4 separate regions of the Homo sapiens genome follow, and all the other regions are linked to region 2. Evidence: chromatin loops called from intact Hi-C (ENCODE). Cell type or tissue: A673. All regions are shown on one strand.

Region 1 (2,500 bases), 850 kb before region 2:
GTGCCTGGGAAAGAGAAAATCCACCGGGAACCTGGAGGAGAGACAGTGCTGTTGTTGTCAGGCTCAGCAAATAAAAACACAGAACACTCTGTTACATTGGAATTTCAGACCAACAATAAATAACGTCTTCATATAAGCGTATCTCAAATGTTGCATCTTTGTCAGACATTCCAACGTAACTGGGCATTGTTTTTCTTTTTTTTCAGATATTTCATCCGGAAATTGTGTAAGGAAGACGAGTTCTGACAATGCTATGAGGCTGCCGTTTGGGGGGATTCTGTGGTGGGAGGACAGCCCTGCCCGACCTCCTGAGGGCCCCCCACCCATCACCATGGCCCTGAGAGGACCTCTGTAACTTCCGCTCACAAGCACTTTTCTCTCCCAGGCCCACTCTCTTGACCAAAATAGAGACTCTTGAAAATGCGTCTGGCAGGGACAGGGGGATGGGTATTGGCCCAGCCCCTCGCTTTCCTGGCCTGAGTCCTCATTGGCCCAGAAAGGACTCGTTCTTCTCTTTCCTTTCCTCCCAAGAACGGGAAAGCCCGGGTGGCTGGCTCCAGCAGCAGGACACGCAGCTCAATCCTGCAGAAGCTTTGAGGATCCCCTCTGTAGGGGGTTCTGAGGGTACATTCAGGGCAGCTCCCAGACCCTGCTGATCAGGTCTTAAAGTCCAAAACTCATGAGATGTCTGATTGCGAGGGTCCTCAGCCCTGCCAACCCAGATGCTGCAGCTGAGGTCTGGAACCAAGGGGTGACCTGGCAGAGGCCACCAGGAGCTGGTGGCAGGCAGGAGGCATCTCCGGGTGGGCGCATCGGATGGGCTGGTCCTTCCTCTTTAAGATCCCTGGCAGTTGGTTTAGTCAAAAGGGGCTGGTTCTCCCCTCCAGAAGCCTGGGCGAGGTGGCCCACCTGGAAGGGACAGGCACCATCCTGGTGGGTCTGGAGGTCTTAGGTCAGAAAATCTGCTGTTTTCTTGGAGGGGGGCTGGAGGACAGAGCCCCTGCACAGAGGGGGCCCATGGCCTTGGTCCTTCCGGGGCCCTATCTGTGGTTCGCTGTCCACTCCAGCCCCAGGCCCTTGGGCACTGAGGATGGCCACTGGGGGGCAGTGCGAGCCAGGAGACCTGGCAGGGATCCACTGGAGCTCCCTGCCCAGCGGGCCCTGCCCAGGAGGAAGCGGCCCAGGGTGGTGAGGGGCCCTGGCAGGCACCCCCGCCTCTCCTGCCTGAGGCGGTTTGGGGACCAAGGCCCTGCTTGGGTACTGAGCTTTTCCCTGATGTCTGTGATCACAGCCCTGGCCATACACAATCACGCACACACACACACGTAAGCACACACATGAACACACGTACACGCTCATAAACATCCACACTCAAGTGCACACACGCAAACACATGTACATGTACACGCAGAGACAGTCATACTCACACATGTACACAGACGTGCACTCACACGCGTTTATAAGTCACACACAACCCACAGAGACATGTTCCCACACACACGCACCCTATTTTGCACATACGGCACACACACAGGCCCAGGAGGGTGGCAGAGGCACCAAATGCCCTCTCGGAATGCAGGGACCTTGAATTTTCCATTTGTTTCTCCCTTGCCGGCAGCCTAGCTGGGAGCTGGGCTCAGACCCTGCTGCTTGAAGCAGGGTGAGCCCCTGTTAGGTCCCCACCGCCAGGCTGGGCCTTCCTCAGAAGCCCCTTCTGCTGCCAAGCAGACCCCCGGGTCCCTGGGCTCACTGCCCTCCCTCTGACCTTGTACCCCAGCTGGGCCGTGTCCTCTGCGAGGCTGGACCCCGCGTCCCTTAGGAGCCCACCCTAGAGGGGGATTCTCTGCTCTCCCGCAGCCCCACTGTGCGGCGTGATCGCACTGGGTGGTCGTGTCCTCTTCTGCGCAGGGACTCCTCACTAGGCTGGAGTCTGAGAAAGGCCCCCCACCCCCGCTGCTCCCCCACTTCCCTCTCTCTTCCGCCATTGTCCTTAGCTGTCTTCTTGCAGCTGCCATCCTCCCTCTGTCTTACAAAGGGAAACCTGGGCCCCCAGCACAGGGAGTGGCTCGCGCAGGGTCACACGCAAGTCAGGAGTGTCTTTTCACAGCTGTCCGAATGCAGGGGGAGCTGCTCCCCTCAGGGACCTTGGTGAGCCCACCCCTGTCGGGTGGGCGATGAGAACCGATGCCCTGAAGTCCCTCCCCCACCGACTCTAGACCACCCTATTTTCATCTGGCTCTGTGAATATGGAAACAACACAGCCCCCAGCTCCCACTCCCTTCCTCTCTCTGCAAACAAGCATTTCCTCACCCCTAAGTGCCATGTCTGCCTGAAAGGTCATGGCTCCTCGAGACCTCCCTACTCTGCTCCCCCAGGGGACCGTCTCTCCTACCCCCTGGACATACAGCCCTTGGCTGTGGGTGCAGAGCCCTTGGCTGCGCTTTCCTTGTTGGGTTTTCTGCTGGTGCGGTGAAGGAGGGCCACCCGACTCCCTCACCTC
Region 2 (2,500 bases):
AAGGGGCTGGCCGTAGAGGAAGGACCCAAGCAGGTCTTGTCACCCAGCCCCCAAGCTCTTCCCTCCTTCCTGATCCAGCAGGGGCCCAGAAGACACTGGCAGATTTTAACCAAAAGGCAGGGGGAAAGCACCCTGGGAAGGGTGTACTGCTGCACCCGCCTCTTTGAGCTCATTCCATGCTGCACCCACCATTTCCTCTCCTCCAGGGACTGGGCTGCAGCCAGCCAGGACTCCTGCCTGTGCCCGAGGCCCTATCCCCACTCCAGACCCACCACCCACACCCACACACTGCCTTCCCCAGATCACCAGGTCCCCAAGATCTGCCATGCTGCCCCACCTCTGACACCAAGGAGGGAAAAGAACACCATGTGCCTCCCAGCCAGGCCACGCACAAACCTGGTGGCCCAGCAAGCCTGAGGCCTCAGCCGGGACTTCTGGCCACAGCTCCTGCCTGGCTCCCCGCCGGTTCCCAATCTGTCTTCCCATCCTGGCTCCTCCAGCCCCTGCCATACACTCTTCACACTGAAAAGTTGTTCAAAGTCAATTTGCCCAAAACCAATTTGCCAAATAACCCCATCACTGAAAACTGACAAATATCTTAAAACAGAGAGGGCCCTGGCCCACCATTTGTATCTATGGCTTATAAAAGCCCTAATGTTCACGACACCACAGTAAAAAAAGAGGGTCAGGAGATGCCAACCCTAGCAGCCATGCTGACCCTGGCCCAACCTCATGACAGCAAATGTGCTCTGCCCTGGGAAGGAACCCAGGGTGCACAGTGCAGTGGGTGGGGCTCCCCAGAAGCTGCCTGGCAGCCCAAGGGGCCCATGCCAGTGTCATCACCTGCAGCACACACAGTCTCCTCGGGACAGGCGGGCACAGCTGCGGCGCCTGGCCCCACCCAGGGCAGCCCCACAGACCCGGACCCAGGTCTCTGAATCGCCCAGGAGCAGGGCATTCCTACCACAGTCCCTCAGTCTGAGCCACCCTCACTGCCATTCCAAGCTGGGCCCACTGCGCCCTCTTCTGGTCATGAGGTGTCACAGTTAGTTGGCTGCTCACAGTTTCCCCTCCATGGGGGCAGAAACGTCTCTCCCCCCACGTCCCCAGTGGCACCGTGCCTGGCACATTTGTCTACTCCACAAGGCCAGAAATCAATGCCTCTACTCAGGTGCTCTCTGCTCAAAAACTACCATGGGGATGCTTCTGTTTAGGAAATCTAAATTTCCCAGGCAAAAGTGACCCAAGCTGCCACTCTGCCAGCAGGGCCCAGGGAGCACTTCACGCCACCAGGCGAAGGCCAGTCCCACAGGGCCCCAGGTCTGCCCCTCACCATCAGGAGAGAGAACTCCAGAGGTGAGCGGGCAGGTAAAAGAAGGCCTCAACAGGAAGGTGAGCACAGGGAGGACAAGGGCCACCACTTGAACTCCAGGGCCAGTCAGACACTGCCCAGGCCCACCAGCAACCCTCCAGATGGGCTTCCCATCCTCCAGCCCTTGCAGCGCAGACTTGGGAAGGAGAGCAGAGAAGCCCCGGGGCCACAGGATCAATCCCAGCATGCTGTGATCCACGCCAGGGATGCCAGAAGCCTCCGCGCACACTTCACAGCCCCCGGAATGGCAGGAAAAGCACCAAAGACCTAAGTGGAAAATCCTGGAACTCCAGGCTGAAGAGAGAATATGACGTTCTCTCCCACAGGACTCTGAGTCTTGCTAGAAAAGAGCACAGACAAGCCACTTCAGGACTCCAGTTCGCCACTTAAAAATGCCACCCATCAATTCAGCTCATTTCAAAGACATCTCTATACTTGGAGCTTCCTTTCTTCACTTAAGAAAATGTTTCCGAGGGAGAAAAGCTCAAAATGTAATTTGCAAGAGAAAAGATGTAGGAAAGTTGGTTCCAGAACTCTGAGGAAACAAGGGCAAGGGAACCACCATTTACTGAGCGCCTATGAGGTACCTGGCTCTGTGCAAGGCACTTTTTCAGCATTTTTCTCACATGAGCACATGACCCAGGTATGATTTTGCCCTTTTACAAATGAGACACTAGACTCCACAGGAAGGCAGCCGGCCAGTGGTCGACCAGCTAGCTACTCTGCAGCAAAGCTGGATGTGAAGCCAGGTCCCTTGAAGTTATTTCCTTTCCAAGAGCTTTCTGTTCAGCTAGCATTTAGTTGGCACCCGCTACATATCAGGTGCTTTGCTAGCTGCGAGGAGAGAGAGGAGGGATGCAGTGCACAGCTCGAAGGGCTGGAGACAGGTCCCAGGTGGGCACAACGACCTATCACACTGTACCTCCATACTGGGGGACTACATTACTATCACTTCAGTAGCCTGTAAAATAAATAAGACAATGCAAAAAAGAGTTTCCATGTAAAACCAGAAGTCCCCAGAAGGGCACGTGCAACCTTCCCTGACCTTGCTTCCCCAGCCTCAAGTCCCTCACCCACACATGCTTGAAGCCAGCTCCCAGGCCCTCATGCTTGGAGCCAACACATACA
Region 3 (2,500 bases), 1.2 Mb before region 2:
CGTGTTGAGAAAGTGACGTAAAGTCAGAGCCAGGAGTGGGCATCCTGAGTGCTCAGCTGCCATTGCTGGGACTCATAATCGCAAGGGAAGGCAGAGACAGAAGTGAGGGTTCCTAAGTGGAAGGTACTCATAAAGCCTTGGCTGAATACGTATGGCTGACACAGGGGTGTCTGTGTTTGCCACCAAAGGGTGGCCCTGGGCTGGGATTACACACGGAGAGAAGGCGGGAGGAAAGTCAGGGAGCCTCAGACCATTGGAGGCTGCATCTATTGACCTCTGATCCCCACAGGCATGGGTGTGGGTGTGGGTGTGGGTGTGGCTGGCTCAAGGGTCAGTGCCCACCAGAGAACTGGACCATAGATGAGCTGGACTTTTCCAACCCTGCCAGCCTGGGCCATCTCAAGGGTGCTATTGGTTGTGAGGGGAGGAGGCCCTCTTTTCTGAGTCCCTCCCCAGATGAGTGCAAGCTGGGACACATATACGAGAAGGATCCTAATAACATGCATGCCAAAATCCTGCTGTCCCAGCCTTTGGTTCCAGCAGTTTGACTTCTGGAAGTCTTTCCCAAGGAAATAACCTTGAACCCACGGTGTCTGCTGTAGCATTCTTCATAAGAGTGACTGCAAACAACCTCTAAGCCCCAAATCATGTATTGGTTAAAAAAATAATGATTCCTTTTCTTGCTTTAACTCAGGTGATCCCTAGAAACACAGCCAGTGGCCCGGAAGCTGCACTGTTTTGTGCACCGCAGGGATGGGCACAGATGGGGCTGCCTGCCCTCCTCCTGGAAGGAGGGAGAACCCAGTCTGGCCTGGAGTGGTCAAGAGCTAACTCTAGACTCAGCAAGACCTACTTCTCTCTCCTGCCCCTACTTCCTTGCTGCTGACCTGGGCAAGTCGCTGAAGCCTCTCCGTGCCTCAGTCTGCTCGTGCGTAAGATGGGCACAGGGCACACTGCCTACTTGATTGGGCTCAACCACGTGCAGTAAGTAGCTGGTGTCTGGCAAGAGCCCTCAGGAAACAGTAACCCCATTAATTCAAATGCACGTGCCTGGAACAGGCTCTGGGGGGCCAGCCCGGGAGTCCCACTCCATGATGGCCACCCTGGGGCCTGGCAGGCTGGGCTGGCATCCCAGGCCCACCGGATACTGGCTGTGCACCCCGGCCAGGCCACACATCTCTGAGCCTCACTTTCCCGTGTGTGAGATGAGGCTAGAAGCTGCTTTCTCTTGCGTGTGTGGGGATTGGCGGTGACAACACGGCCAGGAGCCCAGGCCCAGCCTACGCGAGCAGCCTCGCTCCAGGCCACACGCCCCACTCCTGACAGCTCTGTGCAGCGAGTTCGTGCGCGAGCGGGTGGCTGTCTGCCAGGCGAGGGGCGCGGGTGCCCAAGAGGGCTTCACTGCTTCTGGAAAGATCACAAGGAAAAACCACCTCCGCGGCGGGACGCTACCCGCGGGCCGCTGCGGTCCCGCTCGCGGCCGGCAGGGGGCAGGATGTCCCCGCGAGTCGCCCGTGTCTTCGGGTGTCCTCAGGTCACCCCGCACCGCTCGCAGCCTCCGCGCCTAGTTAAAGGGCGACGCACTCATTTCTGCAAAGAAGGAGCCCAGCGGCCCCTCCCCGGGGAACTCTTTCCATCAACTCGGGGCCTAATAATTTACATTTAATTTGTTAGCGGTTTAATGTTTAATTTTAAAAGCGAGATGATTCATTACCATATTAATAAATAATAACATTTATTATTCTCCTAATGAGTGTCCAAAATACAGAAGCAATTACATGTTTTATATATTTTCTCGTAATTTGAGACACCAGAGCGTTAATTACAGAGACTCACGCGTGGACCCCATTCTGATCCAGGGTCCTGATCCTGCCTTTGTTTCGGTCTCTGAACCAGCCGCCCTCCGGGGCTTCTGCAATTCCCTCAATTAGAGGAGAGGAAGTCGTACGTGACGAAGCTGGGGCTCTCACAGAACCCCGGCGCCCCAGACCCAGGAGCTGCAAGACCTCAGCTCCCCGTGCCCACACTCGGAGACCCAGGCCCCTCCCAGTCCCCCGTCTCCTCTGTGCAGGGTTCTTCAGGAAGAATCGGAAAGAGGCCCCCCGACCCACAACCAGCCTCGCATTCCCTCCTCCCGCAGGGATCCATTGAGCTGGGGGGTGGGACTATCCTCACTTCACAGATGGGGAAACTGAGTCCTGGAGAGAGACGCTCCGGTGTCCTCAGCTGGTGAGGGGCAGATCCGGGAGCCACGTCCCACGCAGTCGGTTGGCCCCAAGCTTGGTTCCTGCCTCAACCCCAGCGCAGGTTGCAGCAGGCCCGCGTAGGAGGGCGGCCTGGGTCTGGACAGATCCACAGCCGGCCAACGCCCCTGGCTAGCTCTCTATGGCTTTGCTTCTTCTCTTGACTTGCCAAGTTCTTCTTGTTCATTGTAGAAAATGTGGAAGGTGAGGCCGGGAGCGGTGGCTCACGCCTGTAATCCTAGCACTTTGGGAGGCCG
Region 4 (2,500 bases), 140 kb before region 2:
GGCACAAGAAGAGCAGAAGGAGGTTGCATCTGGAAGCCCACAGCAAGCTCTCCATGTGTGCGGCAGGCTGAGACCTGACTACCCTCATCCTGGAGATTTCAGTCCAGTGAGCCTCCTCCCACAGAAGGGACCTGGGACCTCAGACAGACCAGAACTACATGGATACGCTCTGTGGCTGAAACTGACAGCAATGCCAAATGGGATTTCTTACGTGGAAAATCTGGTTGGAGATTTTGGCAGAGGTCCGGAAATCCCAGGCAATAATGGTGCGGTCAGCTGAGTCCCGGGTGGAAGCGTCTGTGCTGCTCAGGAACTCGGAGCCTTCCCGGAGGAACAGGATGTCCAAGGTCTGCTGGATGGTCGCCTTGTAGCTTCTCATCACCTGCAAGAGCGGACACCGGTCATGCTGGCAGGCCTGGCAGCACGGACAGGCGCCTATGCAGGGAAGGCCAAGGACCCAGGGGGCAGGCAGGTTTAGTGAAGTTTATGCTGGGCCACACACACCCAGGCTGAGCAGCACCCACAAGCCATATATGGAATCATGGACCCTCCTGCCCCATGCCCAGTCCAGTGTCTGTCAGCTTCTCAGCCCCCCTGCTCTATTGCCACATGGGTCCAGAGAGGCATCCCTATCACCCCTTGAGAGCAGCAGGATCCCAGGGAAAGCGCAAAGGGAAGGGCCTTGACTCGCCAAGGGCACCTCGAGAGCATATTGACATCCATCAACACTGGGGTCATGCTTTGAGTGGGTCCTGCTTCTGAAGACGTCACATAATTCACAGCTTGCAAAGTCCCAGATTGTTGTCCCAGAGGAGCCACAGTAATGCAGGAGCAAGTGTGCTTGGGGACAGACCATAAAGCCAGAATCACAGGACATATTTTAGCTTTAACGACACTTTGTATTGTTTTAGCATCATCACCGATACTTCACAGTCTGCTGTCTCATAAACTGACTTTATTAAGTATTGAGCAGTTGTTTTGCTTTCTTAGAGGATTTTATCACATTCAGCTTCTGCTCTCAAGTATCCAGCTCTGGTGAGGGGATGGAGAAGGGTCCCAGTACCAGGACCAGCAAGTAGCTCCACTTAACAAACTCACAGAGGACAGGACTTTAATGACAATATGGAAATAACATGCTGGGCACCCACGCGCAGCCATGGAAGCGCAGCAAGGTCTCAAGTTGGTCGCAGGGGCCGGCCGGTCCCTTTACCAGTTCCTGGGCCGCCACCATGTGGCTGCAGCATAAACAGTTCAGTCCCTGGGCCCCGCCAGCTCAAAATGAGCCACCTTGACTTTTTAATTGGAGTTCATACCTTTCAAATTTTGCAGACATATTTTCTGTCATCCTCCTTAAAATGTATACATCAAATTCACATTAAATGTGTCACTCCATAATTTCAGTTTAGGTTAGAGGAGGAGGAGGTTGAGGCCCATTCTCTGGATGAGGTTCACTGAGGCCCAGGAAGAGGTACGGATTTGCTCAAGGTCACAGGGCCAGGGCATGGTGGAGCCTCTTCCGACCTCCACGGCTTCCCTGGGACCCACGGTTCATTCTCCTGCTGGTCAATTCCTGCCTCTGTAATTCCTGGGGGAGGGTAGGCAACAGATGACCGCTCTTCTCTGAGCCTCTTCCAAAGCAACCCTCAACCAGGGAGATTTCAGAGTGGGCCCCCTGAAGCCTAAAGAATGATCCAGGGGTGGAAAAAAAAAGCCTTCTGAATGCAGAACAGGGAGACAAGCTGCCCCTCACGGCACGGCTGCCTGCCTTCCTCCACGCACTGGATTCTGCATGCCTGTGCCTGCTCTATCCTCCCACATGGCCTTGATATCACAGCCCCCACCAGCCTCAACACTTTGATCCCTAAGAGGCTGACCCAGGGAAAGGATGAGGAAGATGACGGCCCTCCCTGCCACTCGCTGAGTGCCCGTTAGGTGCTGGGCCTTGGCTGGGGGGTTCACATAAGTTATCTCATGACAAGAGCCCCATAGGTAGCTTCTCTCGGTGGGCATGAAGTCTCAGAGACAGGCAACTTGCCCAGGAGCCAAGAACTACCTACATGCCCCTGCCAACACACCACCTGCCTCCCAAGACAAACTTTTTGAGGAGAACCAAAACAGTTGTTCCGTACATTTTCTGAGAATGGATGGAAATGGCCCAATTCATTAGGGTGTCATAAAAGTGAATGGCTGGGAAACAAGCCGTGTTATGGGCGATCCCTGCCAATAATGTGGCTGCAAGTGGAAGGCTGGCCTTTGAAGTGATCGCCACCGAACATGATTTACTCGCCTTCACAACTGCTCATGCCCCAGGAAAGAGCAAAGGAGCCATTTGTGTGTCTAGCTGGTGGGTTTTATGGCAACCTTAATTACACCAACAGCTGGCATGGGACGCTGCTACCCGAGCCTAACGAGCTGGATCCAAAAGGGAGTCTCACTCAGACTCTTCTGGCAACTGCGGGCCCCTGGTAGAGATGCAGGGACATGGTCTTGGGGAAAGCAG

The links. Hi-C counts contacts between places; a loop is a spot of excess contacts. Peaks named below come from ENCODE experiments on the same cell type or tissue, not always from the same donor. Only the 100,000 strongest peaks of a DNase experiment are listed, where the experiment ranks them.
Region 1: a loop joins it to region 2, with 9 times the contacts of the local background. A loop is called at or near these places in 6 of 110 quality-filtered maps.
Region 3: it touches region 2 in a loop (10-fold over the local background); 68 of 110 quality-filtered maps call a loop at or near these places.
Region 4: it touches region 2 in a loop (2.1-fold over the local background); 6 of 110 quality-filtered maps call a loop at or near these places.

The regions. Positions count from the first base shown.
Region 1 is chr14:101,234,017-101,236,516 of GRCh38, reverse strand. No RefSeq gene overlaps it. Among named protein-coding and RNA genes, the nearest start is that of LINC02285, 110 kb to the right of the region's middle. RefSeq lists an enhancer at 1-491. In A673, a CTCF peak has its summit at 1,088 (motif pointing right); a DNase peak (open chromatin) is centred at 1,106.
Region 2 is chr14:100,382,390-100,384,889 of GRCh38, reverse strand. The region is part of intron 2 of WDR25 (WD repeat domain 25); the gene reads right to left. Among named protein-coding and RNA genes, the nearest start is that of WDR25, 7.2 kb to the right of the region's middle. RefSeq lists enhancers at 1,390-1,899, 2,126-2,500. In A673, a CTCF peak has its summit at 1,027 (motif pointing left); a DNase peak (open chromatin) is centred at 1,009; H3K27ac peaks cover 1,189 bases.
Region 3 is chr14:101,627,599-101,630,098 of GRCh38, reverse strand. It overlaps LINC02320 (long intergenic non-protein coding RNA 2320), which reads left to right. Exons shown (of 6, transcript NR_184269.1): 6 at 695-1,750. Among named protein-coding and RNA genes, the nearest start is that of DIO3, 67 kb to the right of the region's middle. In A673, CTCF peaks have their summits at 1,265 and 1,464 (motif pointing right); a DNase peak (open chromatin) is centred at 1,528; H3K4me3 peaks cover 518 bases.
Region 4 is chr14:100,523,752-100,526,251 of GRCh38, reverse strand. WDR25 (WD repeat domain 25) reads right to left here. Exons shown (of 7, transcript NM_001161476.3): 5 at 212-382. Among named protein-coding and RNA genes, the nearest start is that of BEGAIN, 62 kb to the left of the region's middle. In A673, a CTCF peak has its summit at 1,230 (motif pointing left); a DNase peak (open chromatin) is centred at 1,211.